Regions from separate parts of the Homo sapiens genome. Here all the other regions are linked to region 2. The links are chromatin contacts, found by Hi-C or POLR2A ChIA-PET in ENCODE. All regions are on one chromosome and are shown on one strand. Each heading gives the region's core, a stretch centred on a gene start or an enhancer-like site at or near the end of the contact. The rest is flanking DNA. Distances are from core to core; before and after follow the strand shown.

Region 1 (2,700 bases), core at 135-2,634, 280 kb before region 2:
CCAGGCTGGTCTCGAACTCCTGACCTAGTGATCCGCCCGCCTCGGCCTGCCAAAGTGCTGGCTGGGATTACAGGCGTCAGCCACCGCGCCCGGCTTTTTTTTTTTTTTTTTTTTTTTTACCCCTGGAGGAGCCTGAGGTAAGGGGGTCACAGTCCTCCAGGCTCAGAAACTGGGCTCTCCGGACACCTGGGTCCCTGGCGCCTAGAATGGAGACAGCCAGGGGAAGTACAGCCTCAGACTGGCTCATCACCCCCTACCCAGGAGGCAGTGCAATGGAGTCTCCTGGGTCATACAAACAGACGCAGCCACTCACCCTGCACCTGTTGCGTGTGCAGAGGACAGGAGGAAGACTTCACCAGATTAGGAGACACTCGAGCCTCTAGGCCCAATCCAGAGATCTCCCCCGACCCGCAGGAGGATAGGAGAGACAAGGGGCAGGAAAAGAGCGCGACTTTGCCCCCATACCCGCAACCAAAAAGTGGGCAAAACTTCCCCCTCCGCCCGCCCACCCACCCCTCCATCGCACGCAAGCCCGGTCGGCCAGCGCAGACTCAGAGCGCGCGGGACAGCGCCCTCCCGCAGCCCCCCGCCCCTCTCCTGGCACTGCGGTAGACCCAGGAGAGGGGCGCTGAAGGGGTGCAGATCTGCCGCAGCAAGAGGCGCGTGGAGGTGGGTGGGCGAGCGTGCAGGCCCCAGAACCTGACTCACGGGCACAAACCAGGGGACAAGAGCAGAGGAGGAGATGGAGAAGGGGCGACCAGACAGACACCGCAGTGACATCGCGGGGGTGGTGGACGGGTGACACTGAGTGCTAGAGGGGGCGGGGTGCCTGGACCCGATGGGGCCACTTCCTCCCTGGAGTTGCCCCAGTCCCCACCCGGTCCAGGACCCCGGGGGCCCGATTTACCTTCCTCCAGCTCCCGAATAAAGGCGGCGCGCTCAGGGCCGGACACCCCGGGTCGCCGGCCAACGTAGGCGGCTGGCGTCTTCCAGATGCCCGCTGCCTTTCCAGTCCCCCGGCCAGTGGCCCGGGAACCAAACGGCCCTTGGAATACGAAGCGGGTCCACGGCGCGTCCGAATTGTCGGGCATAGACCGGACATCCCCTTGGATGGCCGAGAATGCGGACGGGCGCCGGGCTCCTGCCTTGGCTCCAGCCTCCGAGGCCGGGCGAGCTCCGGTGCGGGCTTCCGAGAGGAACTGGGATCCAGAGGTGGCTCGGGATCCTACTCTCTGTCCAGTGCCCCGTGCCTGCGGCTGCGCAGAGGGCTCCGGAGCGGGACTGGCTGAGGGCGAAGGTGCACAGGTGAGTGCTGCTGGGTCCCCGGGTCCGAGCCGGCTCCCCGCGCAGCACCGGCCCAACCTCTTCGGGCGCATCTCGAGTCTGCCGTCCGCTGCTGCGGCGGGACCTTTATAACCTGCGCCAGCCGCCGGGCCGGACCACGCGTAGGGGTGGGGGCTGCCGAGAAGCAACTAGTGGCAAGCGGGACTCAGAGCCGCGCGGGAGGGGAGCTAGTGGTGACGGAACAGAGCACAGTAAGAAAAGCAGGGCAAGAAGGGCGAGTGCAAGTTCCGGATGGCTCCGAGTTGGGATGGGAGCGAAAGATTTTTTCTGCCCTCTCCATCTCCGGAGAATGGTTCTGCCCAAAGCCGCGGCTGCCCCAGCACTCGCGGGTCCCTGGCTGGGGGCAGCCCCTCCCCAGCTGCCGCGCCGGGGTTTCGGGTGCCTTCCCTGGTGTAGAAGCTGCCAACCCAACGTTGTGCATACGGTCTGGGGTGGCCAGTGCATTAGGGCAGCGCTGCGTCTTTCCCGGTTGACTGGGAGAGACATTCCAAACTCCAGTGCGCTTCCAACGTGCTGCAACCCTGCCTGGCGCTGCAACCCTGCCTGGCGCTGCAACCCTGCCTGGCGCTGCAACCCTGCCTGGCGCTGCAACCCTGACCCTCGCGCTCACACCCCAGTGCTCGCGCCACTCGACGTCTTCCATTTGATTGGATTAACTGTTCTTCACCTCCAACCCTAGTTCGCTTTGCCCTCCTCTTGCCATGCTGGCGAACCCCTGTTCTCCTTGGGAGACGCCTCTTAAAAGTCTCCCTGTAGCCGGGCGCAGTGGCTCACGCCTGTAATCCCAGCACTTTGGGAGGCCGGGGCAGGCGAATCACCTGAGGTCAGGAGTTCCAGACAAGCCTGGCCACCTGGTGAAACCCTGTCTCTACTAAAAATACAAAAATTAGCCAAGCATGGTGGCGTGTGCCTGTAGTCCCAGCTACTCAAGAGGCTGAGGCAGGAGAATTGCTTGAACCTGGAAGGTAGAGGTTGCAGTGAACCGAAATTGTGCCAATGCACTCCAGCTGGGGCTACAGAGCGAGCCTACCCCTCAAAATAAATAAATAAATAGAATACTTTTTTTTTAAGTATCCTACTGGAAATGTTGGGTAGACAATTAGATGTATAAATCTGAATGTAGGGGAGAGACCGGGCTGGAGATTTAAATGTAGGAGTCATTGTTCTTTGATGACCATTTAAAGCTATGAGACTGGTGAGATCCCCAAGAGACTGAGAGAAGACAGGTAAGAGCGCCCAGGACTAACCCCCTAGGATTCAGAGGGCAGAAAGAAGAAGAGGAGGCATCAAAGGAAGACTGGGATGAGTGGGGCAGTGAAGTAGAGGAAAACCAGGAAAGTTGGGTCCTAGAAAGTA
Region 2 (2,708 bases), core at 20-2,519:
GGAACTTGAGATCTGGCTGTGGTAACCACCCTCAAGCTTGATAACTATTCATTGCGTCCGAGTACTTCTTATATTTCGAACTCATTAGATAGTAAAAATCTCAGAATCCTGATTTCAGATCTCATGAACTAATTCTACATCACCGCCTCAAATTACCCAGCCTGAAGACACAACGGGCTTGGTATGAAGATATAAAGTATGTTGCAAAGAGACTGAGGGCACTGTAGATATCTTGAACAAAAGGGTCAGACTAACCCGCAGCTGATAAGGAAAGGGCTCCAAACTTCTAGAACCTTCTTGTCAATTCTGCTTTAGGATTAGAACAAGTATGACTACCCACAACTCTGTTCCAACCCCACTTCCAATAATCTGGCCTAACTGTTGCCAGAATCTAGAGCGTTCTCGAAAACCACTCACTCAGCAGCTCCCTTGGCTAGTCCGACTGGCAATCTCGAACCACTGCGGCTGCTTCGGAGTGCCAACAGCGCCCAAGCAGTTGCCCTCTTCCTTGGTGCTTAACTTAAGAAAGAACAGTGCTGGGAAGGATAAAGATCACCCAGGAAGGACAGGGGAAGAGGAGTCTGACGTAGAGAACACGAGATAAGCCCCTCGCTCTTCCTTTTTTTCTCTGTCATCTTTGACTTCTGGGATAACCGGGGGCAACCAGGTCAATTATGGAGACACACAATCACTTCGAACCCAGACTAGTGATCGCTGGGGTATAATTACAAGGGAAAACGGGGTGAGGAGAGCAAAGGTTTTGGAGACGGAAAGTGCAGACAGGCAACAATGCACAGAAGTTAACAAGAGAACGCGGGGGTCGGGGGCGATGTAAGGAAGTCGTCATCGACGCCGCGCCGCTTCCCCCACCTCGCACCAGACCTCTGAAATTGCCCTCGGAGACTCGGCCTCTCCTATAAGGACGATCGTCCTCTCAGCTGGAGAACAAGGCCATGCCTCAGCTCCTACGCCAGGCGGAAGCGGGAGAGGAAGGCCGACCCCCAAGAGCGCCCCTTCAGGGGGTCCATCCGGCCTTGATCTCAGATGGGGGGGTGTTTGCGGAGGGCGGGGCATCGCCTCAACAGCTGGGGGCTGCATCATGGCAGGAACGAGTTTCCCTGAGCCACGGAGCTGCAGGTCGCCTCCTCTACTACCCTGCTACCCGGTTACCTCTTCGCCTCTTGGTCGTCGAGCAGCTCCGGCTCGGTCGCCGCCATTACCACATCGCACTCCGCGGCAGCCGCCATCTTACCGCCGGGACCAGAGAGCTGGGTGGGAGGCCGGCGGTGAAGAGCACTTCCGGTTGGAGCATAGAGCAGCTCCGCGGCGCCGCGCCCAGAAGGGCTCCCTCGGGCTCGTCTACCAGAGAGAGGCTCCGCTTGGGGCCAGAGCGGCCTCCCGCCCCCGGATGTCCACGGTGGTCTCCGCGCCGGGGCGGGAGCCCAGGGGCTGTGCCGGTGCGTAGGCGGCGCCACTTTACCCGTGGGTGGGAAGGCGGGGTGTACCGGTGGTAGCCTCTCTAGGGCTTGGCTGCTTTCAGTATTCCAAGAGCCTCATTGCCATAGCAACTTCCAATCCTAGAGAGTCTTCCTGAAAGGCTCCGTGGAGTCTGGGTTGCGTGGGGACCAGGTGACCCAAGACTCTGTAGGGAAGGAGTCCCCACTGCTACCTTTCCGACCTTGGAGTGTGTCCACAGCTTCTTCCCGGGAAAGTCAAGAGACACTTTGAGCTCAGTTCCCCCAGCTTTCATCGTTCTCTGGAAGCCCTGCCCAGTCAAGCCAGGGGAACGCAGGGCGTCTTCACCCTGCGCCTTTCATCCACTCCGGATCTCCAAACACCAACTGGTTCATCACCCTAATGACGCTGACCCTTTTACAAGGCTCCTTTCATGTCAGCCGCCTGGGAGTGCCATCTCAGCATTAAGCCTAGGAAAGCTGACACATGGCGCCCCAGACCCTGCCCTGGAGTTTATAAGGAAGCTCGCGGGGTGAGGTCCTTGCTCTTGTGTCCCCAGTACTCCCACCTCTTATATAAACTCTCTACTCATCACGCTTGCCTTGCCGAATGCGGTCTGGATTGAGAATTCATAGGGGACAAGGGCACAGTTTAACTGTCTTTGTTGTTATTCCCTCACCCAAACGACTATTTGTGGAGCTGAATTAAATTGGAGCTTTCTGGGGTTAAATTGGAGGAGTATGAGGAGTAGCTTTACAATGTAAAGCTAAGAGTAAAATAAGAAGAGGGCAAAGGAATTTTAAAAGGATTTACCTGTTTGTTCCAGGAAAACAGCATGTGCCAATGCTCATACTCTGCCTATCCCAGTGTGGAGGGAGCTGAAACCACAGCGACCACTGAGTAGGGAGGGATAGGACAAGCTCACTAGGTTGGAAAGGAGGGGTCATTCGTTGAGCCAATCACTCAGCCCTTTCCAAAACGCCTACTCTGTGCTAGGTTGTGAGGGCACAAGACTTACAGACCACCTGCCCTGCCTGCCAGTGGCTCATAGTCCAGTCTAATGCTAGCCAACCTGTCTCACCATCTTCCCACTTTATGTTCTATCTAAGGCAACTCATTTATTCCCACAGCTTTACTTCCATCTGTTGATGACTCTCAACTTTTCATATCTCCAACCTAGACCTTTCTTCAGCTTCCACAGCTGTATATCCAACTATCTACTGGATATCTCTTGTATGTTTCACAAATCCCCA
Region 3 (2,998 bases), core at 204-2,703, 370 kb after region 2:
ACCAAGTCATAACACAGTCTAAATCCACATATAAAAGATTGAGATGATTTTCTGCTTTGCTTTATTCAAGCCCAATGCTTTATCAGCACAGCCAGCCAAAAATTTACAACCCATACACAGACTATGTAAACCTTTAGTTGCACATACAGTAAGACCAGCAGGTACACACTATACACATTTTTAATTAAAAAAATGACTAACCACTGATTTTGTCACCACACTTAACAACGACCTGATATGGCACAGAGTGATGTGTACCAAACATGGAAATACCAACTTGGGCGACGGTTTGAATCTTGTTAACTTCAGTGCAACCACACCCCCCAAATGCATGTAAAGTTTGCACACATGGTTTTTTCAAGGCCAGCCTGTCTTTGTTTCCCTCTCCTCTGCATTTACCCAAGATCTTGGCTCTGAGACAGAAAACTCCCACTCTCAATTGGTTCATTCCGTCCTATGCAATTAAGCAACACCACAATCCAGTAAATGCAATGGCTCAATTATTTATCTTCTGGCCGACTTTACCAGGTATTTGGAAAAGGACAATGTCAAGAGGTTTATTTCTCTCTCTAGAGCTGGCTTGACGGGTTGATGGGGATTTTATTTTGTCTTTTTTTCTCTTTTTTACAAGGCGGGGACGTGGGGGGAGCATAATTTAACCTAGAAAAAGATGCGAGGGAATTTAGAAAGAGTACCGGTCTGTCAATTTCCCTACAGGAAACTTGATTCTTATGCAATAAAGCCTACCCACGACCAGCCAGCCCGTAAGGCTGCAGGCGACAGACACACCTATTCCTGCCTCCAAAAGGGCACAGCTGTCTCCTGAAGGAGCGGGAACAGGGCAAGCGGAGGAAGTGGCTCAGCGGGAGCCGCCGACCGGGCGGGGAGGAGGCGCTTTCCGACCCCCCACTCGCGCCGGTGATCCCCGTCGGCGTGACAGTCGCTCCGGTGGCCGGAACGTCCCCAGGGCCCCAGGGAGCAGGAAATCGGGGGACTGTCCCTCACTCCTGCCGCCGCAACCGAGTGCGCCCTCGCCCCACGGTGCCCCCTCGAGCGCGTTCTGTTTCTCCGAAGAACGAAACTTCCCTCCAGCGCCCCGAGTCCCTTCCGAGGCCCGCTCCTGTCATCCCGAAGAGTCTTCCCTCAGGGCGACCCTCCGCGTCTCTTCATCTCTCCCGGCCCCACTGCAGCGTCCATCACAACATCCCCAAGGTCCCAGAGGCCCCCTGCCGCTGCGGAGCCCCCGGGTCCCCAGGCCTCCCCAACGGCCCCACCCTGCACCCCCTTCACCTGTTTCTCCGGCAGAGGCCGAGAGGCCGGGGCTGCGCGTGTGCCGGGGACGGGCGGCGAGGCTCCCTCAGGCCGAAGGGCCTCTCCGAGCCGAGGGGGAGAGACAGCGCCAAGCCGGGGTGCCTGTCCAGGATCCGGTTGGGGCTTGTTCCCTCGGCTGCGACGTCGGAACCCCCGGCTCCCCCTCCCAGTCTGCGCCGCCGCAGCTCCGGAAACCGCTGAATTACAGCCCCTTCAGCCAATCCTCGCCCAGCCCCAGCCTGGCCGAGGCACGCCGTCATGCATAATTCATGAAAGGCCAGCTCGTTCGGCCACCCAGAGGTCCCAGTGCGTGTGCGGTACAGCCGAAGCCCCGCCCACTGACCAATGAGGAGAGCAGCTAGGAGAAAGGGCGGAGCCAAGAGGAGACTGATACGCCCCTGTGCTGGCTGTTCCGACAGTTCGGTGCTCCTCCCTCCGCCACAGCGAGGGAAGAGCCGAGGACTTGGGCACAGAAGCCCGGGGGGAGGGAGGGAAGATGACCGGAATGTCCTGCTGAAAACTCAGCTGAGTTCCTGGCAGTGCGTGACGTCAAGGCACTTTAAATGCCCCTGATACAGCTCCCTCCTGCCCGCTCTCCCTTTTCCCGGCCCTTGGCACCACGTGGTGGCGAGGTTGAGAGCCTCTTACCACGCGGGAATCAGCTAGTTAGATAGTCCCCAGGTATCTCCAGATCCTCTGGGGACCCAACTCCTGAATTGGGTTCTGGGGACAACAAAAAGAACATGGGTGACTCCGCCTGCTTTGAACTTCAGTTTCTGCGTGAGCAGGGACACACACACCCGGAAACATGACGTGGAAATAGAGTAATTACTAGAGTGCGTGGGGAGAGGGTAGTGGATTTAACCCCGTACTCCGTTCCATCACTTCAAGCATCAAACGCCGACCAGCTAGCCCATTGGCCCGTACAGGCGAATGCAGAAGACGGTGTATACGAAAGCTGATAACGTGTAGGGCTTGACATTTTTATGCGTCTGAATTGAAATACATGAAATGTTCTGCCTTTTTCTTTTCCACCTTGCCTACTTGGTATGCAAGTTTTACTGAATTGAAGCCAGTGGTTGATAGGAAATGTAGACATTTTGCCTTTCATAATAGAGGATGAACTTTGCATAATGGAGTGATTTCTGTGTATGTGCTGATACTATCAGGGTTTTTAATTTTTATTTTTTTGGGTCTTTAAAAATATGTTATTAATATTTGTGTTTGTTTAATACGAACAGGTATAAAGACAAAAATCTAAAAAGGACCCATTATCTCACTGCTCAGCTAACCCCTGACATATTTTTTTTCAATGAACCTAATACATGTTCCTGTTTAGAAAATGCAGACCGTTCAGAAAGGTCAAAAATATTAAATGAAAATCTTTCCCTACCCCCATCATTCCTTCTCCCCAAGGATAGCTGTTCTTATTAATTTCTAGTGAGAAAAATCAATGACTCTTAACCTTTGAAGGCAGTCACAGATCCTTCTGAGTGTTTGAAGGAGACTAGATTCTAGCCCCAGAAACAATACAAGGTTTTACTCACATGGTTCCCCAGATACCTGAAGCCTGTCTAAGTCTACAGATTCAGACCGCTCGTACCACCTCATATCCAATGAGGGACAGAGGCATCTACAGGGCAATTCATAGGGTCACTGGTGGTGAGAATTGAGAACCTCCTATTGC
Region 4 (2,746 bases), core at 34-2,533, 320 kb after region 2:
TGATCCCTTGAGCCCAGGAATTTGAGACCAGCCCAGGCAACAAAGTAAGACCCTGTCTCTATAAAAAATTTAAAAATTAGCCAGGTGTGGTGGTGCATGCCTGTAGTCCCAGCTACTGAGAAGGCTAAGGTGGGAAGACTGCCTGAGCCCAGGAGGTCAAGGCTCCAGTGAGCCATGACTGCATAACTGTACTCTAGACTGGGTAACACAGTGAGACCCTGACTCCAAAAAAAGAAAAAAAAATGATCCTAATATAAACTGTATAAATTTCTATCTTTATGTGTATATACATAATGTGTATATACATAATGACAGATGTCTAGATTGAGCATCAACTAAATTTTAACTACTAGTACTGCTGATGATTTCATTTAAAAATTTTTTCTTCTCTTGATTAATTTTCTGTATTTGAATTTTTTCCCTTAAAAAGGGCATGTGTCATTTTAGATTACTAAAATAACTAAAATTAAAAGGTTTGTCTATCTGTTAAATACAGTTAAACCAAAAGCCTTAATTGAATTATTAAGTAAAATATACTTAAAATATAATAATATAAATACATTTTTTAAAACAAAGTTTCTCCAAATAAAGTAAAAACTTTATTTTATTTTTATTTTTTTGAGATGGAGTCTCACTCTGTCTCCCAGGCTGGTTGGTGTGCGGTAGTAAGATCTCCGCTCACTGCAACTTCCATATCCCAGGTTCAAGTGATTCTCCTGCCTCAGCCGCCCAGAGTAGCTGGGACTACAGGTGCGCACCACCACGCCCGGCTAATTTTTTTATGTTTTTAGTAGAGATGTGTTTTCACCATGTTGGCCAGGCTGGTCTCAAACTCCTGACCTCAAGTGATCCGCCCATCTTGGTCTCCCAAAGTGCTGGGATTACAGGTGTGAGCCACAGCGCCTGGCCGAAATAAAGTAAAAACTTTAATTCTTGGGCTAAATTTGAATATGGAAAAGTCCCCACGTTGGAGATATAGTACCAATTCTGTGGGCCTGCAGTTAAGATCAGAATTCAATCTAGCTTTCGAGAAAGAAAGGAAAAGCTTCTTTCATCCTTTACCAGTTTTCTAGCCGATCTAGGCAGATGTTGGGCGGGCCTCCAATGCAGGCAATCTGTTGCCGCCTCTTCCAGTCAGCCAGCTCCTCGTCCGTGAGAGTTTTCTGCACGTACTCCATCGCTGACAAAAGCCCCGCCAGCTCACTCACGATGCTCTGGTTGGAAACCAAAACAAAGTCAGAAAACATTTCCTCAGACTGTCTCTAACCACATTCTTTAGTCAACTCCAGAGCAGGAACTTCTTAGAAACCAAGCAAGTTCTGCCACAAGACGCTGAAATCCCGCAAGTGAGCGAGACACATGGGGGAAGTGGTCCGACCTATGCCCTTACTCTCCGCATCTGGTCCAGCGCAGTGAGCATCTGTTCCAGCTGCTGCATCTTCTGCCTGGTCACTGACTGGTTGTTTCCATTCAGATCTTGCATGTCTGCGAAGGAAGAAAAAACTCCTTGACCTGAGGGAATACTCCTTGACCTGAGGGAATACTCCTTGACCTGAGGGAATACTCCTGGACCTGAGGGAATACTCCTGGACCTGAGGGAATACTCCTGGACCTGAGGGAATACTCCTTGACCTGAGGGAATACTCCTGGACCTGAGGGAATACTCCTGGACCTGAGGGAATACTCCTGGACCTGAGGGAATACTCCTGGACCTGAGGGAATACTCCTGGACCTGAGGGAATACTCCTGGACCTGAGGGAATACTCCTGGACCTGAGGGAATACTCCTGGACCTGAGGGAATACTCCTTGACCTGAGGGAATACTCCTGGACCTGAGGGAATACTCCTGGACCTGAGGGAATACTCCTGGACCTGAGGGAATACTCCTTGACCTGAGGGAATACTCCTGGACCTGAGGGAATACTCCTGGACCTGAGGGAATACTCCTGGACCTGAGGGAATACTCCTGGACCTGAGGGAATACTCCTGGACCTGAGGGAATACTCCTTGACCTGAGGGAATACTCCTGGACCTGAGGGAATACTCCTGGACCTGAGGGAATACTCCTGGACCTGAGGGAATACTCCTGGACCTGAGGGAATACTCCTGGACCTGAGGGAATACTCCTTGACCTGAGGGAATACTCCTTGACCTGAGGGAATACTCCTGGACCTGAGGGAATACTCCTGGACCTGAGGGAATACTCCTGTCCTTAATGACCAGGCTCCTTTGAGGACCCGTACCTCCCTTGCGCCCCGCCCGCCTTAAGATCTAAACAGAGTTAAGACAAATGAGTCTTTCAACTCAACAACACAAACTCACTTTCTAGAGATTTTAACATCTCTAATATTCACTTGCCTCCTTGACTCTTGAGGGTTTTATAGTTGAAATCAAAGTCATCCTGGAGATTCTCTACCACTTTCATTTTCTGTTCTAGATCCTGTTTAAAATAAGCAAACAAAAAAACAGAAGTAAAGAAAGATTTCCTTGGGAACAGAAAATATAAAGTTTCTGAGGAGAATTCAAATGAAGCCAAAACCTCAAAAAAGATACATGCAGGACCTGCAGGCAGTATCCCCAAGAGAAGGCTCCCTGTTGGCCAGGTGCAGTGGCTCACGCCTGTAATGCCAGCACTTTGAGAGGCTGAGTTGGGAGGATCACTTGAGCCCAGGAGTTCATGATCAGCCTGGACAACACAGGGAGACCCCCATCTCTACAAATTTTTTTTTTTTAATTAGCTGGGCGT

The links. Hi-C counts contacts between places; a loop is a spot of excess contacts on that map. ChIA-PET counts read pairs that join two places held with the same protein, here RNA polymerase II (POLR2A). Pooled maps may share reads with other maps.
Region 1: a map of mammary epithelial cell shows a loop between it and region 2 (4-fold over the local background). The contact joins the promoter of HAP1 here to the promoter of DNAJC7 in region 2. A Hi-C loop is called at or near these places in 1 of 168 maps with a recorded cell type or tissue (mammary epithelial cell) and 8 of 50 pooled maps. POLR2A ChIA-PET finds 5 or more read pairs at or near these places in 5 of 52 experiments (AG04449, H1, HEK293 and 2 more).
Region 3: a map of CD8-positive, alpha-beta T cell shows a loop between it and region 2 (4-fold over the local background). The contact joins the promoter of STAT3 here to the promoter of DNAJC7 in region 2. A Hi-C loop is called at or near these places in 3 of 168 maps with a recorded cell type or tissue (CD8-positive, alpha-beta T cell and naive thymus-derived CD4-positive, alpha-beta T cell), 3 of 37 single-sample maps with no recorded cell type and 11 of 50 pooled maps. POLR2A ChIA-PET finds 5 or more read pairs at or near these places in 17 of 52 experiments (A549, CD4-positive, alpha-beta T cell, CD8-positive, alpha-beta T cell and 12 more).
Region 4: a pooled map shows a loop between it and region 2 (4-fold over the local background). The contact joins the enhancer-like site here to the promoter of DNAJC7 in region 2. A Hi-C loop is called at or near these places in 1 of 168 maps with a recorded cell type or tissue (PC-9) and 3 of 50 pooled maps. POLR2A ChIA-PET finds 5 or more read pairs at or near these places in 3 of 52 experiments (activated B cell, activated CD8-positive, alpha-beta memory T cell and activated naive CD4-positive, alpha-beta T cell).

What each region holds. Positions count from the first base shown.
Region 1 is chr17:41,733,259-41,735,958 of GRCh38, forward strand. HAP1 (huntingtin associated protein 1) reads right to left here and starts at 1,385. Exons shown (of 11, transcript NM_177977.3): 1 at 908-1,385. The coding sequence starts at 1,376. RefSeq lists an enhancer at 274-816.
Region 2 is chr17:42,016,170-42,018,877 of GRCh38, forward strand. It overlaps DNAJC7 (DnaJ heat shock protein family (Hsp40) member C7), which reads right to left and starts at 1,270. Exons shown (of 14, transcript NM_003315.4): 1 at 1,171-1,270. The coding sequence starts at 1,247. It also overlaps a transcript of NKIRAS2 not described here. RefSeq lists enhancers at 479-1,678, 789-838, 909-1,318 and a silencer at 1,429-1,578.
Region 3 is chr17:42,386,989-42,389,986 of GRCh38, forward strand. STAT3 (signal transducer and activator of transcription 3) reads right to left here and starts at 1,454. Exons shown (of 24, transcript NM_139276.3): 1 at 1,291-1,454. RefSeq lists silencers at 795-874, 1,105-1,384 and an enhancer at 1,905-2,174.
Region 4 is chr17:42,336,373-42,339,118 of GRCh38, forward strand. It overlaps STAT3 (signal transducer and activator of transcription 3), which reads right to left. Exons shown (of 24, transcript NM_139276.3): 6 at 2,359-2,440; 7 at 1,391-1,485; 8 at 1,063-1,214. Among named protein-coding and RNA genes, the nearest start is that of STAT5A, 49 kb to the left of the region's middle. RefSeq lists an enhancer at 992-1,301 and a silencer at 1,432-1,481. Within about 2 kb of position 1,284, at least 6 of the 41 ENCODE cell types and tissues checked have a DNase peak (open chromatin) inside an H3K27ac peak, as active enhancers do.